Regions from separate parts of the Mus musculus genome. Here region 2 is linked to region 1. A link is a contact called in ENCODE Hi-C or POLR2A ChIA-PET data. All regions are on one chromosome and are shown on one strand. Each heading gives the region's core, a stretch centred on a gene start or an enhancer-like site at or near the end of the contact. The rest is flanking DNA. Distances are from core to core; before and after follow the strand shown.

Region 1 (4,532 bases), core at 1,479-3,978:
TTGATATCAGTGCACCTATCAACGCGAGACAGAGGGAAAGATCAGGAGGATGTCTGGAAGCAGACAGTGTACCAGCAGACTCCTGCTGGGGTAAAGTTAGGAATGCTTTCTTAACTCGAACATGGTGTTGGGAAAAAAAAATCCAGAATGTTTTCATAATGGCAAAGAAAAAGCAAGCAAAGGCTTGTTATAACAAAGGCAAGCATTGCTGAAAAATCTGCCCACACTCATCTGAAACGGCCAGCAAATGAAAAGGGAAAGAGATCGCTGCCCGGACACTGCCACACAAACGACATAGGCGGTAACGAGCTGCAAGAAACACATTTGTCCCACGTATGGTAAAATCTTCTGCTGTTTCCTCCTGGCTTTTGTATTCTCAAGTTCTCTGCAAGGACATTCAACTTTGCACCTATTTTACAACAGACAAACTGTTTACCTGAGAACGATTAAAAGTAGAGATAGCATAAAGTTGTGTTGCTTCTAAAATCACACAGCACGAAGGAGTGAACGGGAGGCTACAGCTGGGGGCCAGCATAAGCTGTGACTTGAGTCCTCACTATCAGAGACGTATTGTCTATTTAAAATGTTCCACTTGAGCTGCTGCAGTCACAGAGACCCAGGAGGGGTGGAGGAACATCACATACTCACATGTATAAGGCCCGAGGACCTATCATGGAGGCCAGGAATGCAGACACCACACCAGATCCTGCTCCTACTTCAAGGCATATTTCCACTCTAACAACAAAAACAAAGTATTTAGTTCCTTCTTATGAAGATAATTCTTCATGGAAGACAACTCTCATGCCATATAATGTATTTCCCCAGCACCATCACTCACTTGCAAATATGTGGGAATAAAAGGGATTTACCATTTCTGGCAACTACTTAGTGCTTATTATTTCATAGCTCAAGCATGCTAATAGTTTAGGTGTGTACAGTATTTAAATTGAAGTACTTAAATAAACCCAGCAGCATATCCTAGGGTTTGCTAAAAGCCTTCCATCTACCTAGATACATGAATAACAAAGACCTCTCTCCCTACGAGAGTACTGTGTTGGGCAAGTACTTCAGTGTCTGATCTTAGAATGCCAATAATCTTAGCTTTCTAAATTTAAAAATCTTATATAACTTTCCAATAAATGTATTTCCTTTGATCACTATCAGTGTGTCAAAAGCACTACTTAATTTCCATGACTGATTGGCCTGATGACATTTACAAGATTTTTCTGTCACTTAACTGTTCAAACAACTCAAGAAGAAGTTACAGTATTTCCTTTTTACCTTTAGAATCAGCCACATATCTATGTGACCCACATAACAGGACACGCAAGCCACTAGTGGGTCATAGTAAAGTCTGTGAATCTTACCAGGTGCCTTCTTTATGGAAATAATCATTACGGTCTCAAAAATAACTAGAATTCCTAGCCTTTGTAACAAGGTCAGCTCTATTACAGCATACGAAGCAATGCAATTTGTAGCTGTAAATTTTTCTGAGCTGTTTTGAGCATTCAAGTTACAATTCAGTGCTCCACGAGATATTCCAGTAGCTCAAAATGCTCCACCATCTATGAAGAAAGACTGGTTTTATAGGCAGAAAAAAAGTGACAATATAAATAAACATGATGGCTATTTCGTTCTGGAGACACCCAGTAGGAATCTTGGCCATTAAGTTAATGACCCATATTCTTTCGGCAAACTATTTTATTAGAGTGATTATATGTATGTGTGCAGAATGGTCCTCAGCATTGTAACTGAACCTCCAAGAACAACCTGTAGTAGTTTCTGAGGCCGGAACTCAGGTCTGCAGGCTTGACAGCGAGTGCCTTTACCAGCTGAGCCATCTTTCCCGTTCTCAGCTCAAATTCTTTTCTCAGAAAAGTTAACATGTGGGCATTTACTATTTATGTCAATTAAAGCTATGGCCAATCCTTCAACAAATCAGGCTAGTGAAAATCCTACCGGCGGAGGCACGTGACTATTTAAACCTTCCCTAATAGTTCTAACCACATGCAACTAAAATTCTAACAGTTCAATTAAAAAACAAAACAAAACAAAAAAATCCCAGTTGCAATAACACTTTAAGTGCTCAGACGGCTAGTGGTTGTTCCTTGACTAGGTTGAGTGAATTTAATAGTTCACTGATCCTTATGTGTTCTTCCTTTGCTAGAGGATGTTATTCTTGCACTAAGGCGAGTTTTACATATTCACTTAAAAAAATTAAAATAGAAAATTAGGAAAGTTTTGGGACATCTTGCTTCTGGTTGCTAAACTCCGGCTGCTCCTCAGAGGCGCGTTTACATTCTTCAGATTAACAGCTAAAAGGCAGGGCAGGGTGACCTTGAAGCCGCAGGAACATCTGAGCGATGCTCTAACCCCAGCCCGCCGGACACGCCTCCTTTACCCCTCTCTGCTGTCAATCACCAGAAAGTAGGCCGGCCCACCACTTCCGGAGGAGGGCGGCAAGTTCCGGCTTCCGCCTCCCGGCCACCCCGTTCTCTCCCCCTGAGGCGCGCACCCTCCTCGCACCCTGCTAGCTCGGCCGCCGCCGCCTCGAGCGCGTCCAGTAACAGGAACGTGTCCTCCGCTGGCTCGTACACGTCGCGGAAGGCTCCGCGACCCACGTGCCCGTACAACGGCGTGGGGACACTCGGCGCCGCCATCTTTTCCCTTCCGCTTCCTATGGGCGGGCGTTGAGTACGCACGCGTCAGGCTTGCTGCGCATGCGCTTTTGTCTTACACTGGGTGGCGTTTGGGGTGAAAGAGCTTGTTGGGCTCTCTGGAACTTTTAAGCAACCTCTAACATCCGTTTTCAACTTGTGCTTACTTTTATCGGCTACCCTAATATTGAGCATCGTCAGTTATTTTGTACTAAGGTGACTGCTTTATTCTAATGACATTTGGAAAGTTTCTTCCCTTTTAAACTTGTAAGCACTTGCAAAAATAGTGTTTACAAAATTTATTGTTTTTTAAGCAACTGAAATGTAAATACCCATCTATAAGATTATGACTACTTTTATTTGCTTAATTTTGTTATACAGATTCTCACTGTCTTGGAATTTACTATGTAGGCCAGTCTGGCCAGGAACTCATAGTGATCCTCCACCTGCCTCTGTCTCCTGAGTGCTGGGACTATAAAAGCTGTGGCACCATGCCCAGCTTTTATGACTTTTAATTTTTATTTTGTATTTGACAATATTATACATGGATAACACTTTCATTCATTGAAATTATAGTTTGGGCTGGGCTGTGGTGGCTCTTGCCTTTAATCCCAGCACTCTGGAGACCGAGGCAGGCAGATCTCTGCTTGTTCTACAAAGAGAGTTCCAGGACAGCCAGGGCTACATAAAGAAATCCAGTCTCCGAAAAACAATGAAACAAAACAGAGACAATGGTTTGGAGGGCTGGGGAAGTGCTCAGGGGTTGAGACCTTGTACTGCACTTGAAGAAGACAAAAGTTTGGTTTCCTGCACCTTTGTTTGGTGGCTCACAACTCCCTATAACCCCAGCTCCAGGTTGTTGCTCTTCCTGCGTCAGTGTCACTGTTGTGCCCATACATACAGGCAAAAAAATAACATACAGAAAATCATAGTCTTTAAAAAAATGTAAGGGGCTGGAGAGATGGTTCTGGAATAAGGCTATTATTGAGGACTAGAATTTGGTCCCCAGTACCCACAGCAGGTGGTTCACAAACAGAGTAACTCCAGTTCCTGGGAGTTAAATCTTCTGTTCTCTGGCGGCATCACAAATACAGACTTGAAAATGGCAAGAAAGCTCTGCTGGTAAAAGGCAGGTAGGTGCTGCCAAACCTGAGCACATGGAGCAGGTCCCTGAGACTCACACAGTGGAAGGAGAAAACCTATTCTTAGAGTTCTCAGACCTCCAAGGGTATGGCAGCATACATGTGCACACATGCACAAACATCTAAATATAATACGGAAATATTTTTTTAGAGTGTCATGTGCCGCGAGAATTTGTTATTTTCACATGCATCCTTAAAATGTCTTTGGCATACAAGCAATGAAATGAAATAGCCGTTCTTTCTCAGTTGTTTCCCAGAGGATTTGTTTTTATGTATGTGAAGGTTGACTTTGCTCCAGGTTTGTCTGTTGCAATTCTTGAGACTGACATCCTTAGTGTTCTCCCACTGCTGTACACACAGTTCCTGGTGGGAGATCTGTTAGTGGACATACGGTTCAGTTTCTCTGGATAGTGCCCCATCACTCTCCAAACTAACCATACTTGTGTATACTCCTAACATCTTTTGGTGGCAGATTTATGAGTTGATCTAATATTAGAGATTTGTTTTAGATTGATTTGGTCCGATTGCTGATTGAGGTTAAGCCTGGGTTCATATGTCCATCTAGGGAATTTCTTCCTTTGTGACTTGTATGTACTTTCATGCTTAATTGTCCCCCCCTTTTTTTTTTTTTTTTTTTTGCAGGGGAGGGATGACAGGGTATCATTGTATAGCCTTGGCTGGTCTGACTAAATCACAGAGACCCCCCTAGCTTCTACCTTCTGCCTCCCAAGTG
Region 2 (4,501 bases), core at 1,656-4,155, 86 kb before region 1:
AAGTAGGCTCAGATAAGAGTATTTACATTTGAGCTCCTACAAAGCTCTAGGTAAACCCAGGAGAGGGAGGTGTGGCATTCCTTTTATGTTGGTCATCCTGATAAGTCCCCAGACCCAGGGACTAAGGGACTTTGCTTATTGCTTTGTCTGATTACTACCTTATTTGATCTCTTTGCTTATTGCCTGCTTTGATTGCTTTGTCTTTGATCTAAGAACCAACTCTATTCTTTGGATGTACCTAGAATGGTATAAAAGCTGGCTGGGGAAAAAAAAAGCTTGCTTCAGCCTCAGCACTAGCTGGAGTCATGCTCTAATGTCTAATTATCTTTTTCTTTTCTATCCTCACTCCCTCCCTGGAGACACTGTTTGACTGACTGAGCTGCCTTGGCCACCACTGACCCAAACCATCATGGGCAAATTAATAACAGCAAGCAACTAATTACAGCAAGCTCTTTTATTCACGTAGGTGGTGGCTGCCTCCCCTGAAGCGGGGTTACACCAGAGGCCAGCATTAGACTGAGGAAGACAAGGCTTGATAGCTCAGGGCTAGAGAGGGTCAAAATGGGAGATGTGCAGGCAAATAGGCTGGGTTATAGAAACAGAACAGAAGCAGAGCAAGTTGGTCACAAGAACCTCCTGAAACCAAGGCAAGGCTGCAAGGCTGTCATAACAACTGCTACTCATCACACTATGTTAATGTTGTTATGCTATAATAGGCAGCACAGAACCATTTGCAGTTAAGGTGACAGATGGGGCACATGCCAATCCTGAAGAAACAGACATAATCATAAACAGGAATGAGCCTAGTTTTTCTTTACTCTTTGTATGTAAGATAACTTTTAAGCTTAAGATAGAGGCAGGGTGCTTCACCCTATTGTTTCAAAACAGCAACGTTTTGGCCACAGGGAACCTGCTGTGCTTTGCAGGAAGGGAAATGGCAGTTCCTACTGGAGAGCAGTTGCAGCTTTTCAGGACATCCAGACGTGGCCGAGTGTGGCTGGAGTATGTTGGGGAGTGTGCCAAGGCACGCTCCTCTCTTCACATCTGCTTTAAAGCTTTCATTTAAAAAGCTGGAGGGAAAAGTCCTTATGTAATTGAATTGGCAAAAACACAAAACATCCACGATGGGGCTAGAGAGCTGCTATAAAATATTGTCTTTATGGGTTTTTTTTTTCTTCCAGTTCTGAAAGGTTGTGTGTACTACTATCAATGAATAAGTGTTTATAAATCATTTCTAAAATGATTTAAAGAAATGAAAAAAGAGTGTATTGTATATGGTTGGATAAGGAAAAGAGAGTGGATTGTATATGGTTGGATAAGGCAGTACTTTCATGCTGGAGCCCCTTTCTCTGTCCTTTTATTAACAGGGATAAACTGACAGCTCTTCCCAGCGTGGTTACCAGCCAAGACCACTTAAAGCCAGGGTGGTTAACATTAGTTACCTGCTCACGATTTTAGTGTCTTACTGCTCTCTGGTTTAGAGACAAGAAGTGCCACAAGAGGGAAGGTTCTAGAAACCCAGGATTTGGAATTATCTCCACCACTGTCTAATCCATATCTGCCCACATTCTCAGTTAACAATGGCTCCAGTGGACCTATGTTGGCTCCACTCAACACAGCCTGCAAGGCTCCTGAAGAAGGGACAACAGCAAGCTTCACATTAATTTGATGATTAACAAACCTGCTGAAAGAAATATCAGATGCATCTCCTAGCAAATAACATAAAACTTGTGTTTAGAACCAACAAGGAATTCAAATAGTTTTCTCTCCCACCTCGTTAAGGCTTGACGCTGCCCTCCAGTTTAAACCTGTTTACACAAATGGCAAAGCCCTCTTTCCCAGTAATTTGATCACCTAGAGTAGTGTAACCCTTCTCTCCTCAAAACAGTGACCCTTTTCCCTAACGCTTTCCTTCTCTTTTTTTTCCCGGTGTAATCCTAGCTATCCTGGAATTCACTCTGTAGACCAGGCTGGATGGCCTCAAACTCAGAGTTGTGCCTGAGTCTGCCTCTGCCTCCCTCACGTTGGGATTAAAAAGTGTGCACCACCGCCCCCTCCTTCATGTTCTATGTACCAATTATTTTCAGACTAGCTAAACTGAATTAAGACTTCCAGGTATGGCACCAACTAGTGGGGAAAGGCAGTCACCACCTGAGCTAAAATAAAAGCCAAATGCATTGGTAGGCGGTGGAGACAGAGGCAGAGGCCAGCCTGACCGACAGGGAGAGTTCCAGGATAGCCAAGGCTACACGTGGAAACACTGCCTCATAAAAAAAATCCAACCAGCCAACCACCAACAAAACCAAATGCATTTCCTATCTGTGTCCACGTTTTCCTGAGAGCGCCCACTTGATCAACTAAAGTTTGCCTTGTCCCCGGGGGCGTCAGTTGGAGTGGTGGCCTGTTTGAGACCCCGAGCTTTTCTCTAGCACTTACTTAGGAAAGTGTTGTTAGGTAGGAATAAGAGATTAAGACCATACTTAATCTCTCAGAGTTTTACTTCTAGCCTAGTTAAAATGCAACTACCAAACACTTTCCTAAGCCTGGAATTTCTCTCTCTCTCTCTCTCTCTCTCTCTCTCTCTCTGTAGGGACGGGTCACGTATAGAAAAGAGAATGACAAGACTGTCAGCTATTAAATACTTCTTTTCTAGACGCATTAGGCATTAAAGTCCTGCCACCTGCAGAAGAGGATCTGTTCTTTGTCTGCTGGCTGGCATTCCTTGCCAGTCCTGTATCACCGCCACAGCCCCGGTCCCCAGGAAGACAATGAGTCCGGGATGGTGAAATATTAAGAATAAAAACCAGGACCAGAAAGCAACCGGCGGGGGTCAAAGCACCCCTTCGCTGCTCCAGACGTGAACGCTAAGCAAGAAGAGAGGAGCTTCCTGCTTCCGGGACTTGCGTCCTCACGCGCAGGCGCCGGCCCGCAAAGCGCTCGCTGGCTTCCCGCAAGAAGGGTTCAAAGATCGCGCCGTTCCCTTTCTCTCTCTGGGGTGAGACCTGAGCTGCGAGCGCGTCCGGCCCCGGGGTGTCGCCAGTGCGGGAGCCCCAGCTCTGGGTGAGTGTGGCACTGGATGCCCTTGCTAAGCGGAATGAAGGCCATGTTTCCATGGGGGCTCGAATGGGCGGTCGCTGGAGCAGCACTTCCGCCCATTGGTCAGAACCGTCTTCGGTGTTTCCTGGCTCCGCCCACATTCTGCGCCTGCGTGCGGGGTATCTGCGTTAACTCTTGGGTACCTGAGTTTAGGTTTAGCTCCTTAAATAATCCTATGGGGGCTGTGGCTTCTCTCAGCTCTCCGGAGACAAAGGCATGTGTGTGTGTGTGTGTGTGTGTGTATCTCTGTGCGTGTGTATGTATATGTGTACACACGGAAACATGAATGACCCGCCCCTACCTCAATGAGATTTTCTCTAAAGCTAAGCAAATTTTACTGAAGCCATGTAACTTTAGCAAAGAACTTTCAGTGTACTATGTAGACCAGGCTGACCTCGGACTCACTGAGATAATCCCTACCTCTGCCTCCCAAGTACTGGAATTAAGGACCTGTGCTACTACAGCTGGCAATCCACCCATCTTTTTAAGCATTGATGCCACACGTTTTTGTTTTTGTTCTTCCTAGACAGGATTTCTCCGTGTATCCCTTCCTGGTTGTCCTGGTATACACTCTGTAGACCAGGCTGCCCTTGAACTCAGAGATCCATCTGAGTGCTGGGACTAAAGACATGTGCCACCACTGCCTGACTGGCCACACATTCTTACCCAGTTTTCACATCAGCCATATTCTTCCCAGTTTAGAAATGGGGACTGAATCTTTTGTGTAGAGTCTGAAGGTGTATAAACTAGGACGCAGAAGCCATCTCTCAGTTTTGTTGAATTGACTATCAACTGCTTGCTACATTCCTTTTCTGACTTTTCTCATGTACGTGTGATCAGGTACCAGGCCCTGGCTGTGATCCAAAACTCTGTAAAAAGGTGACAACCGATAATTATAACAATGTTTTGTTGTTTCCTTTACAGTTTTAAGGTAGCCATTCATGAACATTAGTAACAATGTTTCTTTTAGCAGCCAGCAGTGGGAGGCAGCACTTTAATCCCAGCACTTGGGAGGCAGAGGCAGGTGGATTTCTGAGTTCGAGGCCAGCCTGGTCTACAGAATGAGTTCCAGGACAGCCAGGGCTACACAGAGAAACCCTGTCTCCAAAACAAACAAACAAACAAACAAACACCCACAGTGTTTATTTTAACGGCTTTATAATATTTGTTTGTTTACATATATTTCTTAAACTAGTTTCTTCCTTAAGTTCTTTCTTCCCTTCCTATTTTTTTTTTTAAACTTTAGTGTGTAACCCTAGCAGGTATGGAAGACTCAATATAGACCAGACTGGCCTTGCACACACATCTTCCTGCCTCTGTGTCCTGAGTCAATGCCTCAATTAAATCGAGTGCTGGGACTAAAGGCTTGTGCCGCCATGCCTGGCCAGCAGCTGTAGTGTTCTGA

The links. A loop is a pair of places that touch in the nucleus more often than their neighbours do. ChIA-PET counts read pairs that join two places held with the same protein, here RNA polymerase II (POLR2A).
Region 2: a loop to region 1 is called in a map of regulatory T cell, with 2.8 times the contacts of the local background. The contact joins the promoter of Rwdd2b here to the promoter of N6amt1 in region 1. A Hi-C loop is called at or near these places in 4 of 37 maps with a recorded cell type or tissue (gastrocnemius, heart, left cerebral cortex and 1 more). POLR2A ChIA-PET finds 5 or more read pairs at or near these places in 3 of 5 experiments (Patski and embryonic stem cell).

What each region holds. Positions count from the first base shown.
Region 1 is chr16:87,352,381-87,356,912 of GRCm38, reverse strand. It overlaps N6amt1 (N-6 adenine-specific DNA methyltransferase 1 (putative)), which reads right to left and starts at 2,728. Exons shown (of 6, transcript NM_026366.2): 1 at 2,527-2,728; 2 at 649-735; 3 at 1-15. The coding sequence starts at 2,660.
Region 2 is chr16:87,438,996-87,443,496 of GRCm38, reverse strand. Rwdd2b (RWD domain containing 2B) reads left to right here and starts at 2,905. Exons shown (of 5, transcript NM_016924.2): 1 at 2,905-3,060.